Linked DNA regions of Mus musculus: region 2 is linked to region 1. The links are chromatin contacts, found by POLR2A ChIA-PET in ENCODE. All regions are on one chromosome and are shown on one strand. The core of a region is the stretch at or near the end of the contact, and the rest is flanking DNA. Distances in the headings are between cores, read along the strand shown. Region 1 holds the start of Dusp3 (dual specificity phosphatase 3 (vaccinia virus phosphatase VH1-related)). Region 2 holds the start of Etv4 (ets variant 4).

The links. ChIA-PET counts read pairs that join two places held with the same protein, here RNA polymerase II (POLR2A).
Region 2: POLR2A ChIA-PET joins it to region 1 with 13 read pairs in Patski. The contact joins the promoter of Etv4 here to the promoter of Dusp3 in region 1. POLR2A ChIA-PET finds 5 or more read pairs at or near these places in 2 of 5 experiments (Patski and embryonic stem cell).

Annotation. Positions count from the first base shown.
Region 1 is chr11:101,983,449-101,986,101 of GRCm38, forward strand. It overlaps Dusp3 (dual specificity phosphatase 3 (vaccinia virus phosphatase VH1-related)), which reads right to left and starts at 1,343. Exons shown (of 3, transcript NM_028207.3): 1 at 1,164-1,343. The coding sequence starts at 1,288.
Region 2 is chr11:101,783,979-101,786,631 of GRCm38, forward strand. Etv4 (ets variant 4) reads right to left here and starts at 1,332. Exons shown (of 13, transcript NM_001316365.1): 1 at 1,130-1,332; 2 at 539-649; 3 at 252-345; 4 at 1-36. The coding sequence starts at 598. Gm39392 (a long non-coding RNA gene) reads left to right here and starts at 1,343. Exons shown (of 3, transcript XR_880221.3): 1 at 1,343-2,653.

The sequences.
Region 1 (2,653 bases), core at 93-2,592:
GAGTCTGTTTAGCCACTTGCTCAGGAGCAAGAATGCACAGCCACGTTGACAGAATGCTGAAGAGCGCGTCCATATATCTCAGCTCTCTACCACCAATCCAACCGTCAGCAAATGCACCATGATGACCACCACCGTTCTGAAGAGTGAACACCATATGGTGTTTGACACATAGTAGGTGCTCCGTATGGAAATAAGCGATGCAGTACATGCAACCTGCCCCCAAGTGTCTGAGACTAATCATGTGAAACCCCTCTGGCTCTGCTGCAGGCTAGGCAGCAGGTCCTAGGTGCAGGACAGGAAACACACATGTAAGACATTGAAAGATCCTTACAGCCCCTCAGCCATCCCGGCCATCGCTTCCTAGTGTGCAAAAACAGAGCTTAGGACTTTAATAAATGGGGTCTTCACATTCATGAAAACCCAACGTGGATCTTCCTGCAATGTGGATCATGCCAACTTTTATCTTGGTGTTAATATTGGTTCTCTCCCACTGCTGAGAAATTCTTATTAATAACATGACTAAAGTTTTCTTTTTAAAATAAGAACACATACGAGCTCAATAATATACACATTTCCTAGTGGTGCAATTAGGAGGAATTTTCAGATGGCTCGGGTCTTTATCATTTTGTTTTTTTCCATCTAAGTCAAACTTTATCTGGAGAAGCCAGGAAAGCCTTGGCTCAGCTACTTCCTCTTCTAGGGTATTTTAGGGTATTTGGATTTCCTGACACGGACAGGAAAAGCTCCACACCCAGATTGTAACGTCATCCCGTTGCCATGGCAACGAAGGCAGACATTCCACGGTGACCTCACTGCAGAACTAGGCAGCTGTCACATGACGCGCGGCCAAGAGACAGCCCTGCCACCTGTTAAGAGAACGTGGTAGCCTTGACCCCGCCCAAGCCCAAGCCAGAGCTGGTAGAGGCTGAGGTCAGGCACTTTGGGGGTTGGGGGGCGTCTCTGGGCATGCGGAGTCCAGCTCCTCCGCTTCATGCGCGGGGAGTAGGCGTCGACTCCAGGCTGGTCCCCAGCACCCGCTCTTGCTCTCAGGTCGGCGACCGCGCCCAGGATCCACCCCCCCCCCATGGACCCCACTCCAGCCCCCAAGTAGTAGTCGGGGCCCGCTGGGAGCGGCTACGGGTTTGGCCCTCCCAGAGACTCACGCGTTGCCCACGTAGACCCTCGGGACGACCTCGTTGCAGGGCTGGCTCGGCAGGCTGTAGCAGCCGCTGCCATCCGAGAGCAGGTCGTTGAGATCTTGCACCGAGAGTTCGAACGAGCTGGACATGGCGGCGGCGGGGCGCTGCACGCCAGGGCAGGAGCGAACGAGGGGGAGAAGCCGGGTCAGCGGGGCGGGGCTGCCCAACCGGGAGCCGCCCCGTCCCGCCCCGGAGGCGGGCCCACTGGGTGCGGGAAGCTGCGGTCACGCTAGGCAGCGCAGAGGACACGCGCGACTGGCCAAGCGCCGCAGGACCCCGGGGCACGTTCCTGGCCGAGATGCCATCACTCCCGTGTCATCCGTACTCATTCACCCTGGCTAAGGCAGTGGAGCGCAGGCACTTCATTTACTGAACCCAATGCGGGACGCCTGGGTACACCTGGAGTCGCTCTTTCAGGATAATGGGTACCCCTGGGGTTTGCTGTGAACCCTTCTCGCTGCACACCAGCAGAGTGGGCATCCATTCATTCACCCCAAACACACACGTCAGAACACATCTTCCCAGCCCACGACTGCTGAACCAACAACCTGCCTACCCAGGAGATGGATCCTTACCCAAGGTTACAGGAAAGAGCCCTATTCTGGAACACTTCTTTTAATGTTTGATGTGAATCAGCATTGAACTTTTTAAAGGCTGAAGGTATAGGTCGCCAGGTTTGGCATCTGACCCTGGGGGACTACTTTAACCTTAGCCTGTGTGCTGGCGACTAAAAGGGAGGAAAGCAGTTTGAACAGCTATAATTTTGTGAGACCCGAAGTGTCTACGAATCTGTAACTTTTGAGTGTAAACACAATATAAATGGAGAATTCTCACACCTGACCTGTGACAGTCAAAACACAGGCACACTAAAAATTACTGTACAAAACTGTATTCAGGATATATTTATATGTGACGCATTAATGGATTTCATGTTTAGACTTGGATCCACTCACTACATATAGTATATATATTATATCGTAAAGTCTCAAACATTTCTGTCCCAAGCACTTCAGTAAAGAATATGCAACATCTAACTCCTAAGAATTGCTGGAGGGCTGGCAAGATGGCTCAGAGGGTTAAGAGCACTGACTGCTCTTCCGAAGGTCCTGGGTTCAAATCCCAGCAACCACATGGTGGCTCACAACCACCCGTAATGAGATCTGACGCCCTCTTCTGGTGCGTCTGAAGACAGCTATAGTGTACTTATGTATAATAATAAATCTTTGGGCCAGAGCGAGTGGAGTTGACCTAAGTGAGCGGGTCATCTGTACAGCTATAGTGTACTCACATACTTAAAGTAAATAAATCTTTTTTTTAAAAATTTGCTGGAAAGATTCCAGAAACATTCAAGGGGTTGCGGAGGTTCCTGGGCTGGCAAGGTGCCCAGCATGCACAAAAACCTTAGTTCAGTTCCCAGCGCGGAACATACAGGCGTAGCGGTTGCAGAAGCAATT
Region 2 (2,653 bases), core at 82-2,581, 200 kb before region 1:
ACGTCTCTTGGAAGTGACTGAGGTCCTGGAAGAGATCTGATGGGTGAATATTGGATTGGTGAAGAGGTGGCGATAATATGGGGAAGAGACCTGGCGAGCCCGGGTTACAGCCTCCCCACTGGTGATAAGGGACGGAGAAGAATGAGTGGTTTGACTTTTGGGGAAACGTGGGTTGGGGAAGTCCAGGATAAGGCTTTGGGATGGATGTACGTGGATTAAGCAGAGGGGTCGCAGTTTGTCTGTTTCTTTACCTTCTGAGTCGGAAGGCGGCAGGGAGCCCGGGTCCATGAGCTTTCCCTGCGGGACCATCAGCGCTTCGCCCAAGCTCCCATTTCCGGGAGATTTCTGCTGGAAGGAGGGGGGAAGAATGCCCCCGAATCACCCTGAGGAGTCTAGCTTGGGGTTGGGGGTGGGGTCCCGGGGTGGCTCAGGGGCCAGGCGGTCCTGGACCCACTGAGACCCCCCGGGAGGGGGCTGCGGGGCGAGTAGGGGCGGGGTGCGGGGCGGGGGCGGGCGTGGAGGCCGGCGCGGCGCTCACGCTGCAGAAGGTGTAGGGCACTCGCTGGTCCAAGTATCCGCCTTTCATCCTCCGCTCCATCCGGCCGCTCCCTCCGGCCACAGGGCCGGGCCCCCGCGCGGAGGCAGAGACCTGGGAGGGGGGAGGCAGTTCGCACACGGTCCCGGGAGCGCTGCGGGGGGGAGGGGGCGATCGCGAGGCTTTGGATCGGACAGCGAAACTTCTCCGACTCGCTGGGACCTGCGCGGCCGAGCGCCTCCACCGCCACTCCTCTCCCGCCAAAGGAGGTCCCACCTGCTCCCTTGAGCTGGGGTTGGTGTGTCTGCTTTCTGCAGCCCTGCTCAGCCCGAACTGGGTTACATAAGACGTGTGTGTGCGTGTGTGTGTGCGCGCGTGTGTGAGTGTGTGTGTGTGTATGTGGGCGCGCGCGCGCGGCGCACACCATTCGCACGCCCATAACTCAGGCGCCCCCTCCAGCCTCGAATCCCGACGCCTCCCACCCCCGCCCCGGAATGTGCGGAAGCGGGCGCCGAACAGAGAGAGTGTGGTGTGTGGGAGATGAAGCGGGGAAATCACAGACACTCTCCCTTCCTTCCCCTTCCGCAGCTTCACCTGAGGTCCGGGCGTCTGTGCCGGAGCCGCGGGGGGATGCTCAGCATGCCCGGGGGATGACACAACTAAGGTGGCGGGGCTAGGCCGGAGCGAGGCGGCCTGAGCCCCGGGTCCCCAGAGCCCCGGCTTGTTTTCCGGGCGCAGCAGACAGTTGTGAGCCCGGGGGAGCAGCTGATTGGTGCATTTCCTTTGCCTTGGCCTCCGTTCTCGCTCTTCCCCCGCCCCTCCCCACCGGTTCCCTTTGTTTCATTGACTTTTGTGAATGAAACCCCAGGGCCGGGCACGCCCGCCAATCCTCAGACTCGGCTAGCTGAGCTTGAGGGAGGAGTTTCCCAGCCACGAAGACCAATCAGAAAGTAGGGGCTGGCTCCTGGCTTCATTCACTTTTTGGACTTCCATTCATAAAAAAATAAACTCCTTTCGGCTTTAGTTCATTCATAAAGAATTGAGAAAAAAAGACGGAAGCTGAAGACCCGGCAGCTTCTCCACGGGTTCCAACCTGGGTTTTGGGTCTAAGGACCCCTGAGCTCCTTCCGCTGGCGTTAGCTCACGCCTCTGTGCATCTATACTTACGTGGGAGTGTGAACACGTCTGTGTGCCCTGGGGGGAGGGGGAGGCAAACGGACTTGTGCGCCCAGAGGAACCATAATAACTAGCATTTATGAAGCGCTCTGCCTCCACGTGCTAATTTCCTTCCCATAACGTGGTGCTGCGGAGCGGTTTCCATTTTACTTTACAAATGAAAATGGAAGAAAGCTAAGAAAGACACCATGGCCTCCTCACCTGAGGTAACTCAGCTTGTCACTGAGGGGCATTAGCGTTTCAAAGCCACCAAGGTCTTCTGTGCAGCCCTCTGAGACCCCGAGCTACTTGAAAACAAATGGAGGCACAGTTGGTGCTCAGTAAATGTAAACTGGCTCAAACCGGCTTTCTCACGGGTCTGTGATCTGTAGAGTTGCTTATTCTGTGACCCGCTTTATCATTCATTCGAGGCTTTGCCAACAAGAGGCTCAAGGATGTCTCTCTCGCTGCCATCTTACTCCTTATGATAGGAAGCAGAAATCCCAAGTGACTTGGTGATCAAAAGACAGGATGGGTTCCAATTTTGTCCAAGAGGTTGATCTTAGTGTTTGTCATTCGAGCATCACTGCCTTCAGTAAATATCTGCTGTGTCAGACATGGTGCTGGGCGCCAAGCAAGTGTGAGAAAGACTACCTCCCTTGGGATCTGGGTTGCTTTAGATGCCGTCACAAGGACCCACAGGCCCACAGGGCTGCTTTCAAAGTTCATCTGTCTAACCAAACAGTACTTCTGAGAAAGAAAAGGTGCATGCAATCTCTTCCAGCCTGTAGGAGTCAGAGAAGGGACAAAAACCTTAACCCCCTGGCACCTGAACTGGGCTCTTTCTGCCACACAAACTCCTCCCCTTTACCTACCAAACTGTTCTTTAAAGTTTGAACCTGCTGCCGCTCTCCTCTAGGGACCCCCCTTTTCATGAGAGCCTGGGTCAGTCCATATATATGG